2 separate regions of the Mus musculus genome follow, and region 1 is linked to region 2. Evidence: chromatin loops called from intact Hi-C (ENCODE). Cell type or tissue: left cerebral cortex. All regions are shown on one strand.

Region 1 (8,000 bases), 60 kb after region 2:
AACAACAACAACACCAACAAACCCGTGGAGAGATGACCAATTCCATTTCCGGATCAGGGGAAACACAAAGCAAGCTTGGAAGAGCTTTTCCCAGGAAGGAGGTACCCAGGAACAAAGGCAGCTTGTCAGGAAGTAAGAGGGGTCTACCTGCAGGCACAGTGACAACCGACAGAGACTATTAACTGTGGAATGTCCCATCCTCCCACGTCTCCAGGGACAGATTTGACTGGGACATCGAGGGACTAGAGAAAAGGCAAACACACAGGCACACAGAGAAGCTAGAATAGGATCTTGTGTGATCTGGGCTCTCAGATGGAGGACCATAGATAGCACTTGGGAGATCATCCTGTGTATTACATGCAGTTGGCCAGGAAGGTGGGGTTAGTCCATACAGCCCAGTCAAGGAGGCGGCTTGGCTAGTCTCAGTAGGAGGGTTTCTGCAGGGGAGCGGTCTTCATACAGTGAAGACCCAGGGGCCAAAAGCTACAGTGAACATTTTCTGTGCACAATACTAACATCTGCACATCTGCATATGGACTGGAAGAAGGCTTCACATCCTTCTGAGCCTCACTGGGGGTCCGGAGTTTCTTGACCCTTAACAGGGCCGTGCCCCTGTCCAAAACAAACTCAGACTTCGGTCGCTCAGGCCTCCTCCACTCCCCACAGAGGACCACATCTGATTTGACTTTTTCTTTGCATTTATTTATTTGTGTTTCTGTGAGCGCGTGCCCAAATGCATACATATAGCAATGCACAGGTTTGGCCATCCAAAGCCAAGGCATGGATCTCCTTCCATCCTGTGGGCCCTGGGAACGGGCCCTCAGGTCGTCAGGCTTGGAGTTTTTTCTTTTTTCTTTTTGGCTTGATCAACACTTACCTTTCAGAACCCGCCAACGTCTACCCTAACTGTTTTCACGAGTCGCGCCTTTTAAGAGCCTGCGTATGATGGATGCTGAATCCTGCAGCATGTGTCTCCCTGACCTTAACTCTCAGCTGAGCCCATCCATTTCATACACTGGGTGGTGAAAGCAAAAGATGAGGAAGCGGGATCGACACTGTGTAGCCTGCTCAGCTAGCTGTCCAATGCAGCTCCAATGGGTTCGTTCCCTGGGTCTTGATTCCCTTATACTTGCACTGAGAGGTGACTTCCCTGTGGGAGCCTCGTCTTGACACCTCTGCTCATCCCCGAGGCCCAGGCTGTGGGCTCTAGATCTGCTCTTGAGAAGCCAGCTGTAAGCCGTCCACTCTCTTCTTTCTCCTCAATATTCACATCCTCCTGATTGATGCTGCTCCCCGGTTCGTTCACTCAGTGTCATTTTGCTGCTGTTTCCAAGTGACAAATGAGTGTCAACCTTCTTCACTTTATGAGACTGTTAATGTCTCTAAAAGGCAAGATGCACCACAGCATCCGCAGGAATCCAACGCTAATGCCGTCAAACCTATGACAATCTCCTCAGACAAGTGAATACAGAGAATAAATCTTTGTCAGCAGACTTCTCTGTCCATTAGATTGAGAATTTCATGCCAGCCACATTTAAAATCGTGTATAATATTAAAACTAATCAGTGTTTATTAAAATTCAGACATGTTCACAACTGTTGGAGCACCCGAGCGCCTGTAAGTTAAATTGATTTTAGTCCTCAGACACCCATTAACAGCGCGGCTTCCCATCTTCATAATGAAATACAGTTGTGGAGGGGTGTTTATGATCTGACACCTATCTGATTTATACGTGACCTTGACGGGAATACTCTGTGTGGGAGAATGTGAACAATTACCACCTCCCCCACTTTGATTGCTGTGTTGCAGCTGTGTGTTCCCATTTGCAGCCCGCACGAGACACAACAAATACCAAGTTAGATTCCTTCAGCCTACATCAGACACAATGCAGATGAGATGTTCAGACTGGATATTAACCCGCTCAACAGGAAGCTAACTAAGCAGGCCCTGAGATGGCACAGTAAATAACTTCAGGGGTCTTTATAATTCCAAAAGAAAAAAAAATCAGACACAATACACTGGATAACCTGTTTTTAGGCACATTTAAACAGTATGGAAGCTTACAGCTTGGCTGTCTCTGGAATGACTTGAGATAGTCTAAGACAGCCAGGTCTAGGATTATGAAAGAAAGTATCAACTCTGATTTTACTTTGTTTGCTGAGACAAACCTGCTTGCAGACCCGAGCTCTCCACGCTGCTCTCTGGTTGTCTGGAGTGTGGCCAGAGGTGGCAGGGGATTGGCAGACTGTCCCCTGCCTCCACCATATTCCTTTTGGGGAAATTCTGTTTGTAAACTTTTTTTCCTCTTGCCAAAATGTGCATAGGTTGGCCAAAATCTATAAGCTGTAAAGCCATTCTTCTGACGAATGAATGGTGGTGAAGAATCTGGAGACGCATCTGCCACTCCCATTGCTGGCCCAAGCCCTCTGTGGGGTTATAACAACTACATTTTGATTTGTTTTTTAGGCTTGAGAATTGTATCGATTTTATATTAAACAGAATATCTTACAAACAACTTTTGTCCTTCAGTGTTTTATAATTTAAAGTTGAATCTCAAATGTCTTTTTTTTTTTTTTTTTTTTTTTTTAGTGGCTAATCCAAGTATGCTTGGAGTAGCATTTATTTTGTTTTCCAGGGAATCTTTCATGTGTCAGAGCCTCTGTGTAACACTGAAGGTATGCGGCTGTGTAAGAAGGCAGAGTCCCCACTGGGCTCCACAGCTGCAGGAACATCTGGATGCTGCTGAGCTTAGAGTCTCCATTGACTTTATCTTGGGGGGCGGGATTTTATGAAAGGTGGCAGGTAGATGCCCATAGGGATTAAGAAAAGACCATCAAAGCATGCGACTCATGTTTGAGATAATACAAATACTAGAAAGTGAGATGTAAGAGAACTGGTAAACCGGAAGAGCATCCATCCGCAGGTGCATCCGCAGGAGGCGGTGTAGGATTGTGTTCCCTAAAGGGAAAGCGAAACTTTTTTTTTCCCCCCAGGGAAAGAATGGAGCTGTGGGGATTGCGGAGAGATGACCTGAAATAGTAGGCTAACAAAAGGAGCAGGAAGACCCTTAACAGTCCGTGGGAGATTTTTATGAGTTTCCCTGGCATCAACCACGGACCACCAATTTCACCTGCCCTGTACTTTAAATCCTGAGCAGTTCCTAAGCAAGATGGGTTTTGCAGATGCCCTGAGGCCGTTTGTAATAACTGGCTTCACTTTTCTGTTCTCTCACTTAGATCCCCACTCCTATAACATGCTAACCTCTCTCTACCCTGCCAGACTTTCAACCTCAGTCCTGCCTTGGATGCAGTGTCCCTTCCCCGAGTTTCTCCAGCAGAGGGCAAGCTGCCTGTACTCTCCCTGAGTTATCAAGACTCCGGGCTCTCTCAATGAAACCCTCAAATACTCCCCAGCAAGCAGAACAGGGGCCACACCACACAAACTGTCACCAGCTTCCCACGCCAGATCCTCAGCTCACAATGACATCACAGACTAGTGATTTTTTTTCCCCAAGCTGGAAAAGGTACCAGGTTCTTTCTGTGTCTGTGTGTCTTCCTGCCCATTGTTCTTTTTTTGGGGGGGTGGGTAGGTGGGTACTGTACCTTCAGTGAGAGAAGATTTACATGGGTTCCTCCAGACTAACACTTCAGTATTCTGAGGAGTATGGTCGAATTTCTTTCCCCTACTGTTAATATTTTCCTCTCTTACAAATTCATTCATGGCTAGAAAAGGAGAAAAAGGTAGAAGGGCTATGGGGGAAGAGATAGGAAAGAGGAACTTTTATTGAGTTAGGAGTAATTTATCTCTAAAGGTATGATAGTCCTACAGACGGCAGGCTGAAAGTATACAGGGTTTGTTGGAACATAGTTTGGTTTTGTGTATGCATTTCTGTGTGTGTGTGTGTGTGTGTGTGTGTGTGTGTGTGTGTGTGTGTGTGTTTATGCTTATGCTTCTGGAGACCAGAAGTCAATATCCAAAAGTCAATATCAGGTTCCCTCTTCAATTGTTCTACACATTGCTGTTGTCTGAGACAGTTTCTTCCTGAATGTCTTAGGAGTAAAGACTTAGATGTCTTTAGCTTAAAGACATCTAAACTGGTTGGCTAGGATTTTGCCCAAGGGATCTTCCTAACTCCATGTGCCCAGCGCTGAGGTCTTCCCACTGCTGTTCCTAACTTTTGATGTACGTGCTGGGGCCTGAGATCAGTCTTCTTGCTTACATGACAGGCACTTTACCAAAGGAGTCACCACCCCCTGTTCCCAAACATAACATGGAATAAAACTACAGAAGAAAGAGACAGGTCAAATCATAGTTGATTCTGCCTGTATAGAAACTTGGGGCAATTGAAATAAGGTCAACCTCAACATCCTTACTTTTAAAAATAGAAAAAATAATTCCCATGTAACATGGTTTTCAAAGGACTGCCCAAGCTACGTGACAGTCCCTTACACTAAGGCCTGGCCCCAGTAGTCACTCAATAAATATTCACCTTCATTTTGTCTTCATTATGGATAACAAATGAGGAAGCTGATGTTCAATTTATAGCTCACCTAACTATGGGGATAACAGTTACCATCCGAGCATTCTAGAAAGACTTGTGTATAGTCCCACTGTGTACCAGATGTCTTGAATAGTGAGCACTTTCCCCTCCAATCCTGTGGCTGGAGAGGATGAGTAGTTCACAGACTAAAGTGCTTGAGCTGTATCAGCCAAAATGAGTAAGTCTCAGAAAGGCGTTCTGCATTTACCTCGGCAGCCAGCATTAAGCAAAGAACAGGAGTCCCAGGGCAAGAGGCTTCTGGCAAGAAGGAGAAGAGATGTCTAGCTGCTCCAGCAGCTCTCGGCTGCTCGATCTCTGTGTTAAGCACTCAGAGAAGCTGGCGTTTGAGAGCTTCTCCTTCGTCCCCACCCACACAGCAAGTGTCTGTTCCCACTTTCTCTCTGTGCTGTGTTGAACGTGGTATATAGACTCCCTGACTCTGTCAGATCTCTTGGTTGCTGTTGACAATTAAGTCTTTGGAGCCTGGAGTGGTTTGTCGAGGGGAGCGGTTCTGTGTAGCCTCTGCTGTGCTTGGGCTCCTCAGCCTCTTGAGAATGCTCAACAGCTGCCGTAGCAGGTCTCATTCTGAGTGACGTCATGTTGGAAATGGAGAAGCAGCCTCCACACTCATTTGTACGGTCATTTGTAGGATTGAATTTCCCATTTTGAGGGAGGCAAATGGCATTTTTATCTAAAAACAATTTAGCTTTCTACCTTTGAAGGGGAGGATTCGGATGTGCCCGCAGAATGCAAAGCAGGTTACTGAGAAAGGAAGTGTCTGGATAAAAGGAAGCAACAGACAGAGACAAGGATGAGGGAGGACGTGAGCATCTTGCCCACTTTTGTGAGCCATGATCACACACTAACGATCCCCTTCCTCAGCGACGTGTGCTCTTAAGTTAGCTCAGCCCTGTGTTTATGTCAAAGAAGGTTGTGGACAGCCAAGTGTTCAACTTGTATTCATCTCAGGGTTGGATATTTGAAAAGGTCTGAAAGCAGAGATAGCTACCTGAGTGAGTAGAGGGCTTTGTGAGACAGAGCTCTGTGAGACAGCCTCATGTCCTGCTTGCACCAGGAGTCATATGTGTGTTGAACTAGGATCCACTACCCAGGTCCACGTCTATAGTTAAGGCAGCAGCAGAGGACACACTGTTGTCACAACTGAGATGGAGCCAGATCCATACCCTACTCAGTTGTGACAGCCACATCACAAAGGCATTGTGATAGGAAAGAACAGAACTCCGCATACAGACCTGGAGGATGGCACTCTAGGGAGATAATTGTAAATGGAGTACCAAGTCTAACATTATTTGCTATAACATCTACGTTACTTGAGGTATGTTTTTCAAATATCCCTACTTCTGCTACTTTTCTTTAAACATTTTTTAAAATGTCTTCAAAAGAGGAAGACTCATTCCTCCCTGGCGTTTCTGGACATTCTTCTCTGTGTCTGCCCATCTCCCAGAGTTAGACCTCTACCTGGGAGAGCACCAGCGACCTCACTTTCCTGGTTGCCTGTCTTATTTCCTTTTGAGCTGTATATGTGGGTTGACCATTCTAAATAAACCAAGATGTATTCATGAGATAACTCCAAGTTCTTTTTAAGGATGTGCTTTACATTCAAGAAAACCATGATGTGCTTGCCCATACCATAGCAAGAAAAATTAGAGTAACAGGATCTAAGTCTAAATGGGACTGAAGTCGCCAAGTAGTGACAGGTGCCAGAGGACTTAAGTATAAGGAGGGTAGAAATGGAGAAGCAGATATTGTCATTAAAACCAAGTCTCTAAATTTTAAGGTGTACCTTGCATTGTTGGAGAAGTAGGGGTATCTCATCCTAACATGCATGGCCATTGAAGGGAACTTGTTCTTCTTTAGCTTGATGTATTTGGGGGTAGAGAGATGGCTCAGTGGTTAAGAGCACTGGCTTCTCTCTCTCTCTCTCTCTCTCTCTCTCTCTCTCTCTCTCTTATCTTTTAAACTCACTACTATCTTTTTTATTAGATAATTTCTTTATTTACATTTCAAATGCTACCCCCAAAGCCCCCTATACCCTCCCCCCGCCCTGCTCTCCAACCCACCCACTACCACTTCCTGGTCCTGGCGTTCCCCTGTACTGGGGCATATGATCTTCGAAAGACCAAGGGCCTCTCCTCCCAATGATGGCCAACTAGGCCACCCTCCGCTACATATGCAACTAGAGACACAGTTCTGGGGGGGGGGGGTGCTGGTTAGTTCATATTGTTGTTCCTCCTATAGGGTTGCAGACCCCTTCAGCTCCTTGGGTACTTTCTCTAGCTCCTTCATTAGGGGTCCTGTGTTCCATCCAATAGATGAATATGAGCATCCACTTCTGTATTTGCCAGGTACTGGCATAGCCTCACAAGTAAGAGATATATCAGGGTTCTGTCAGCAGAATCTTTCTGGCATATGCAATAGTGTCTGGGTTTGTTGGTTGTATATGGGATGGATCCCCCGGTGGGACAGTCTCTGGATGGTCCATCCTTTCCTCTCAGCTCCAAACTTTGTCTCTGTAACTCCTTCCATGGGGATTTTGTTCCTCATTCTAAGGAGGAGAGAAGTATCCACACGTTGGTCTTCCTTCTTCTTGAGTTTCACATGTTTTGCAAATTGTATCTTGGATATGCTAAGATTCTGGACTAATATCCGCTTATCAGTGAGGAGCACTGGCTTCTCTTACAGAGGACCCAGATTCAGTTCCCAGTACCCCATGGCTACTCACAGCTGTAACTCCAGTCCCAGGAGAATCTACCTCCATCTTCTGGCCTCTGTGGGCATGCACATGGTAAACTTGTTTCCTGTGGGGAAAATACTCATAACATAAAAATGAAAATAAATAATTTCTTTTTTAAGTTTTAAATTGAAAGCTATTATATCAAGAAGAGGCCATTGGTCACTTATCGAGAGCTGCTGTAATCAATCACAAAGCCACAAAAATGTTTCCTTACAGTCATGGGTATCCACCATTGAGATGGCAGGGTCATTTTTCACTCTGTAGAGTCTGGTTATCATGTAGATGTTCATCTTCTTCCTCATCTGTGACCTACGCTTTTCTTTTATGGACACCAGTCATATTGGATTAGGTACACCCAAGCAAACTCACTTTAATTACCTCTTCAAAGGCAGTCACATATTGGAACATACAAATGTGTAGCATACACAATTTAGCCCATGACAGGCAATAAAGGAAAATGTAGTGTGGTAACACCCTCCTCCTCCTTTCCTCCTGCTAGTAACAACCATGCATCCTCATGTATCCATCTATAGTGGAGAAAAGATGTCTATTTGAAGACAAGAGGAGGTGACAAATGATCCTTAAGATATACAAAGAGAAAAACCTGTTTAATGCCAGGTACCCTTTAAAAATGAGCTGTGGTGCTGAAGAGGTGGCTCAGTTGTCAGGACCAATGGACGCTCTTCCAGAGGACTCAGGTTCTAG
Region 2 (8,000 bases):
TCTAAGACAGCTCTCAGTCACAGCTGCAGACTGAAATAATCTGGGCTATTTGGGAAACAAAATAAGGCACGCCCATATCCTACCCTAGAGTAGTGGCACCAGCCCCCAGAAGCCAATGCAATCACAGTGATCAAAGCTGTTGCCATATACAACGCAGTTTCTAGGAGCAATGTCTCCTGGAGTCAGTGGGAGAAACATCCTCTGACAACTACTGATACATACACACACACACACACACACACACACACACACACACCAGCTAGAGAAATATTAAGCTATGTCATTGGAACAATTTAGTATTCATTATTGGTAAAATACCAAATCATCTGTCTCAGGTATTAACTCTTTCCCACTTATCTGTTTTTATCTTTCCCCTGAGTGTTCAAACAACTGTGTTTATTATCAACAGCTCTCCCCTCCCTCCCAAATCCATTCAAAGACACAAACAGTATCTGAAGGCTCCTGCTCCTGCTTGCCGAATTTTGAGTTTTAGGCCAAGTTATGGCTATAGCATACCGCTTCTTCAACACACCTGGCTTATGGCTTCGTAGTGTTTGCTGATTGCCGTTTTAAATGCTTTATATGTACTGGTCTCAGTAGTGAGGTGTTATTCCTATACAACGTGTCTTGTATGGGAAAGTGGTACAAAGTTGAGAAAGCACACTAACTGCCCAGCAGACAAGGCTGTGCCTGTCCCAAGATCTTTCCTCTCCACTGTCACCAACTAATAACTCAAAGTGCTGGTTTCATTAGACATAGCCAGGGACACTACTCATACATATGTGCTCAATCTCTGTGATGCACTTCCTGTGAACCATCACAGCTGATCCTCGTGACCACTGCTAATGTGTTGATGAGCCTGTTTATTCACAGCAAATGTAACAATGGCAAAGGGAGGTAGAACTGCTCCCAAACAAAGAGATACAGAAGGGCAGAGCCTGAGGTCAGAGCCTAAGATATGGACAGAGAGCCAAGGACTCAGAGCCAGTTTCACAAGGTTGGGAGTTTATAAAGCATCTGTCCAGATACTGGTGGGGATTTTTAACTCATCTCATAGTCTGGGAGTTTACTTTACAAGCCTATTTTAAGAGGTGTTTAACAGCTCGGGCCAGTTTTATCTTTTCTTACCAGAGTAACCCTTTCATAAGGACAAGATCTTTGTGCAGTGTTGTCCAGTGTTCCTAACACATACAACTCTACATTAATGACCATAAGTATCTGTGTTATGGTTTACATCTGAAATGTCCCTATGAGCTCAGCTGTTTAAACTCTTTTTCCTCAGCCAGGTGCACTACGGGATGCTGTAGAGCCCTTGGGCCTATGACAGATAAGAATTGGATCACCAGAGGGCTCTAGAGGTAATACTTGCTTTTTGTTCTGGTGGATCAGAAATGTCCTTCCTGATCCACTGAGATATAAGAAGTGGCAGGCAAAATCTCCTGCTGCCATGACCCAAGCCACATCAGTAGCATGCCTTCCTCACCATGATGCAATGATCCCTCTGGAACCGTGAGCTCAAATCAATCTCTCCTCCCTTAAATTGTTTCTGTTAGGTGCTTGATTACAGCAACATGAACCTGACATAATTTGTGCAATGAATGAATGAATGAATGAATGAATGTCTGCTTTGCTTTTGGTGAAGAAAAGCACAGAACATTTTGTCATTTGTAACCTGCTCATATAGTTTGTAGAAGGCATGGCTTCTCTTCTCTTCTCTACTCTTCTCTTCTCTTCTCTTCTCTTCTCTTCTCTTCTCTTCTCCTTCTGTGTACCTCAATATTTTGGAAGAAGCTTCAGGGTGGGTGGAAAGCTGGCAAGGATCCTGGGATGGAGGGTCCTTGGTTGTCCCCACCCTGATTGTGGTGGTTTGACTAAAAATGGCCCCCAATAGGCTCATATTCTTGAATGCTTAGTCATCTAGGAGAGAGACTCCTTGAGAAGGATTGGGAGGTGTGTCCTTGTTGGAGGAGGTGTGTCACTGGGGGGTGAGTTTTGGGGTTTCAAAAGCACAAGTTCAGGCCCAGTGTCATTCTCTTCCTGCTACCTGCATATCTGGAAGTAAAACTCTCAGCTCCTTATTCAGTGCCATGTCAGCCTGCATGCCACCATGGACTGAACCTCTGAAACTATAAGCATGTCCTGATTAAATGTTTTCTCTTACGATGGTTGCTGTGGTCATGGCATCTCTTCACGGCAACTGAACAGTGGTTGAAACAGAAGTCTGATCTTCCCTTACTTGCTTATTTCTGCAAAATAAGGTGTGTCCTCTTTCTTCGTTAGACCCTCACACACTTGTGTTCTGTTTTGTGTTGCTCTCAGTGCTATTCCCTAATATTTCCATAGTATTCTGCCCAGCTACATATTCTGCTGCATACTTTACATCATTGTGTCTAACTTTCACAAATGTAGAGTAAACATTCTGTTCCCATTCTACCAGTAAGAGGGGTTAGGCAACTTGCCAAGGCCACATAACAGGTTGAAGGTGATGTCAGGATACAAACCAAGGCTCTCAAAACCCAACACCATCTAGCCATGTCTGTGGGTTCTGAAAATCGCAGAGAAAACATGATTTGTCATCAGTAGGAGAAGGAAGTGTGCATGTTGGAAATATACTCCTCATCTGTCAGATATTTACACGAGACAATGCACTGTGTTAATAGCTGGGTTCTATGTGTTTTCTCTGCCTTTTCTTTCTTCTTCTTTTCTTTTTTTTTTTGGTTTTCTGAGACAGGGTTTCTCTGTGTAGCCCTGGCTGTCCTGGAACTCACTCTGTAGACCAGGCTGTCCTCAAACTCAGAAATCCGCCTGCCTCTGCCTCCCAAGTGCTGTGTGCCACCACTACCCAGCCCACTGACCTTTTAGTTTTGACACTTCTTTTTGTACCTCTCCTCTGTCTAGTAACAAAACAATGGGATTGCTCAAGTACCATTCCTACACCTCCCTCTGAGGCACTGTTGTTGACCATGTCTCAGGAACTTACATCTTCCAAACCTTTCTTCCAAGACTCATAAGTCCAGCTGACTACATCCCATGGTCTTGCTTTTCCCAGGGACTTTTCATATCAAACGTCCTTGGAGCCAAGCTAGTTGGACTACTCACTATTCGTTCGCCTACACTTGGAAGCCCCAGTTCTCTCCAGTGTTCTACATGTTGCAGATGTTGCCTCTTCCTGTTATACAAGCTGGAAATCTGGGAGCAATCTTCCTAATGTCCTCGTCTAGTTCATGACAAATACTATTAGTCTTTTCTGGGCGACTGACCAAGTTTTGTAACTGATCCACCCACCCACATCCATTCCGCATCCGTTACCATTTCTCTTTCCTTTTGCAGCCTAAGTAAATGTTTTTGAAAAGTATAGCTGACTACATCAGCATAATTCCTTCCTTCTTTTCTTAGCCTCAGCTTACACCAAAAATACCCTTACAGTTGTATCAGCCAGAATTACATCAAGAACTTGGCGGGGCTGCTGGAGAAAGGGTTCAGTTGTTAAGAGAACAAACTGTTCTTCCAGAGGACCCGAGTTTAGTTCGTAGTACCCACGTTGGGCAGCTCACAAGTACCAGTAACTCCTTCTCCAGGGTATATGACATCCTCATCTGGCCGCCCTTGGTACTGCAGTCATATGCGCACACTCTTGCCTTGCCCCCTACACACGCAAAGTGTGATGAAAAATAATACGTTTAAACCCTAATTAGAGAAATAGAATTATCAAGTAGAATAACTAGAGGACTTAGTATTAATGTTAATTCTGTTAATAGTGTTAATGAGATACTAGGATCGCCCAATGACTAGATGTATGTGGGCAGGAGATGGCAGCTGTATGCAGATGTTAACCCACAGAGCTGTGGCCAAGATGACCTTTCAGGGAAGGGGCTTGGGAAACACATACTGAGGCCCATTCAACTCACAGGCAGTCTGCTGCTCACTCCATCCTCCACTGGCTTACTCCTCATGGCCGGCTCCGTCTGCTTTCTAACAGCACCCAGGATGACCAGTCCGGAAGTGGCCCCACCCCCAGAGGGCTGGTCCCTCCCACATGACTCCTTAGTTAAGAAGAATTTCTCCAGGCTTGTCCACAGCCTGGCTTTATGGAGGGAATTTCTCAACTGAGGTTCTCTCCTTTTGGATAATTTTAGTTATGTCAGGTTGATATAAAACTAGCCAACACGCAGGGTTCTAGTTGCGTGTACCAGTACAGTAAAACACTACTTTACTACAATCAGACCTCCTCATGTCTGTACTAGTTAACCAATTCCGAATTATCCCTTCTTCCTAAGCCTGACCTAACCAATTCAGGGCTGATTCCGCAGCCCCACCCCTTCATTTCTTCAGCATCTTGCTGCTTCCCTGCAAGCAAGCTGCCTTTCCTGTCTGTGTTCTAATGAGGGGAAAACATCCTAGCTGTTTCTCTTTTTTGAAACAATTAAGCATATGCTGTCATTCTCTATTTTAAAACCACAAAAAAATAATAATAAATTCATGAAACCGAAGACTATCATATAAAACTTAACACCGAAACACAATGAGCTGTTCCGATTAAATTGTCGTGCTCCCAAAGAAGCCGAAGCAGATGTTTTATGAGAACGTCAGCTATTCGGATTGTGATGCTCTCGTGGGAAATGACTGTTTCCCATACATAGAATATGTAGAGTACTTTTAAGACAGTTACTTCCAGAAACTTGGCAGATTAGCCATCTTGGAAATCTCCCCTGTGACACCTAAACCCGCCGTGGAAGGTAAAATAAACAACTTCCAAAGTGCACACTCTCCCTGTAAAACGCCGTAAATCCACAGGGTTCCAACAGGAAGAGAGAGAATGCTGGAGAGGGGACGATGCCCACAGGCTGCCTGCTCCCTAGAATCAGACGCTGTAGAGATTTGCATGGCTGCGGAGGGAGCCCTGAAGTTGGGTGAGAAACCGGAAGTGAGGACTCAGTTAAAACCCAGGCCTTCAGCATTTCTCCATTTGCTGTAAAATAAACAAACAAACAAACAAACAAATAATAAAAATGCTGTGTAAAGCTATTTTTAAAACACAAATATTGCTTATTGTTTTCAGGTACAAAATATAATGCCTTTTGGGGTTGAAATGAGTGTGGTGGCGTATGGTTCTGTGTAGGGCGCAATGTCTAATTTCTTAAAGTGTATCCAACTGGGTTTTAATGTTATTTAGGGGAACGTTTTGAATGAAAAGCTGTAAGGAAAATGAACGAGTCCACAAACAGCATACATAGTATGCGAATAGAACCGATGAAGGATGTGTGCAGAAAGAAGTATAGAATAGAGCAAATTATAGAGGAAATATTCCATATAATTTAGAACATGGAAAGTGCTGCTGTCTTGAGTGGATTTTAATTAAGTAGGTACAAGCCAGAGTCATCTGAGAAAAAAAATGCCTCCATCATGAAATGCCTCCATCAGATTGCCTGTAGGCAAGTCTGGGGCGTTTGCTTGACCGATGATGGATGTGGGAGGGACCATCCCTTGTGGGCGGGGCTGGGCGGGTGGGCCTGATGTATAAAAGAAAGCGAACTGAGCAGGCTAGTAAAGATCCCTTCTCCACTGCCTCTGCTGTGGTTCCTGCCTCAACTTCCCTTAAGGGTAGTCTCTAAGCAGTGCAATGACATGAGCCTTTCCTCACTGCGTTAACTTTGATCGTGGTCTTTATCACCTCAATAGAAGCAAACTAAGACAATTACTATTGACTCAAAGTAGATGTAGATAATATGACTATAAAGAAATACAAGACTGGTAAACATTAGATCATTATAATGGTAACACTGCAGGGAAGGTGTGGAAGGCACCTGGGAGGAATACATTGAATTAATCTCATCTTGCTGGCAGCATATTGGCTCTTTTGTTAGGTGGTGCTACGTGCATCATGGTTATTTTAACCTTTATTCACTTTTTAAATTATTTATTTTATTCATAATATTATAATATAGTTACACCATTCTCTGTTCCTTTTCCTCCCTCCAAACCCTCCCACATATGTAATTCTACCTTCTCTCAGATTCATAGCTTCCTTTCAAATTAAGTTTTATTATATGCATATATAATGTACATACATATACATTCCTAAATATTACTTGCTTGGTCTGTATAATGTTAGTTGTACGCATGTTTTCAACGCTGATCATTTGGCTGGGCTCTTCCCTGGGGAAGAAGATTTTTTTTTTTTCCACTCTGAGTATTCCTTAGTTGCCTATCATGTCTTGTGTAGGACTGAGGAGTTGTGGGGGTTCCCCTGTCCACTTTAGCGCACCTATTGTTTTTCTTCTTGTTAGCTGCTGTAAAGGCAGCCATGGTGGTGAGACTTTAGGGAGGTAGCTCATGACTAGGAGATGCAGTCTCACCAAAGAATCCTTAATCCTCGGGCTCTTACACTCTTTCAGCTTGGTCTGTAGTGTTCCCTGGGCCTTAGATGCAAGAGTTTGTTTTTTTTGTTTTGTTTTGTTTTGTTTTGTTTTGTTTTGTTTTTTGCAGATGTATCTATTGGGACTGGGCTCTGCAGTCCTGCATTTTGGTTGGTTGTGCTTTTCTGTAATGGTTTCTATCTGTTACAAAGAGAAGTTTTCTTGATGAGGAGTCTTAGTTGCTTTTCTATTGCTGTGGCAAAACATCACAAAAGGCAATTTACAAAGAAAGCATTTAGTTAGGGGTCTCACTGTCTGAGGATCTAGAGTTAAAATTCCTAGGTGAGAGTTACTATTGCTGTGATGTAACAGCCTAATCAAACTAACACATACACAGAGAGAGAGAGACAATATAACGTTGGTTTTTCCAGATCTGGGAAACTAATTATGATCTTTTCTGGTTCCATTTATTAACATGCAGAGCTCATGGTTCATTTTTCCTTACATCAAAGCACCTTTGAGTTGCATTTCCCAAATTGCCAGGGATGATGAACATTTTTGAAATATTTCTCTCTTCAGGTCCCAAGGCCTACTTTTGATTGAATATTGTGATTATTATGATTATTAGTTTCTTGAGTTCTCACTGTATTCTGGATATAATCCTCTGTCAGAGGCTACACCGGCTTGCTTTATGTCAGCTTGATACAAACTAGAGTCACTAGAGAGGAGGGAGCCTCGACTGAGAAAATGCCTCCATAAGATCTGGCTACAGACAAGCCTGGAGGACATTTACTTAATTAGTGACTTATTGGGGAGGGCCCAGCCCATTGTGGGTGGGGGCCATCCCTGGGCTGGTGGTCCTGGGTTCTATAACAAAACAAGCTGAACAAGCCATGTGGAGCAAGCCAGTAAGCAGCATCCCTCCATGGCCTCTGCACCAGCTCCTAGTTTGTTCCTGTCCTGCTTAACTCATCGTCCTGAATTCCTACGATGATGAACTTTGATGTGGAAGTGAAAGCTGAACAAACCCTTTCCTCCCCCAGTTCCTTTGTTCATGGTATTTTATCACACCGATAGAAACTCTTAACTAAGACAACTTGGAACCAGGATAGTGGGGCACACACAGGTCTGCTGGGACAGACCTGACAATGTTGTTTTAGGGAGGATTGTGACAGGGCTTTGCAATGCTGGGCTAGAAAAGGCATTGACTCTTCAGTGCTCAGTGAAGTGTTCTGTAGGAGCTCGGAAGATAAGAGTGTTGAGGGCAACACAGACAATGGAGGCCTGGCTTGTGAAGTTTCAGAGGAAAGTTTAAAGACTCTATTGGGGCCATTTGTTAATTTTTTTTTTTTTATTAGGTATTTAGCTCATTTACATTTCCAATGCTATACCAAAAGTCCCCCTTACCCACCCACCCCCACTCCCCTACCCACCCACTCCCTCCCTTTGGCCCTGGCGTTCCCCTGTACCGGGGCACACAAAGTCTGCGTGTCCAATGGGCCTCTCTTTCCAGTGATGGCCGACTAGGCCATCTTTTGATACATATGCAGCTAGAGTCAAGAGCTCAGGGGTACTGGTTAGTTCATAATGTTGTTCCACCTATAGGGTTGAAGATCCCTTTAGCTCCTTGGGTACTTTCTCTAG

Evidence for each region. Hi-C counts contacts between places; a loop is a spot of excess contacts. Peaks named below come from ENCODE experiments on the same cell type or tissue, not always from the same donor. Only the 100,000 strongest peaks of a DNase experiment are listed, where the experiment ranks them.
Region 1: it touches region 2 in a loop (2.0-fold over the local background); 3 of 42 quality-filtered maps call a loop at or near these places.

Annotation. Positions count from the first base shown.
Region 1 is chr17:63,717,746-63,725,745 of GRCm38, forward strand. No RefSeq gene overlaps it. Among named protein-coding and RNA genes, the nearest start is that of Fer, 140 kb to the right of the region's middle. In left cerebral cortex, a CTCF peak has its summit at 3,336 (motif pointing right); DNase peaks (open chromatin) are centred at 1,806, 3,379, 5,025, 5,639 and 1 more place; H3K4me3 peaks cover 734 bases; H3K27ac peaks cover 570 bases.
Region 2 is chr17:63,657,830-63,665,829 of GRCm38, forward strand. No RefSeq gene overlaps it. Among named protein-coding and RNA genes, the nearest start is that of Fbxl17, 160 kb to the left of the region's middle. In left cerebral cortex, a CTCF peak has its summit at 3,615; a DNase peak (open chromatin) is centred at 3,339; H3K27ac peaks cover 805 bases.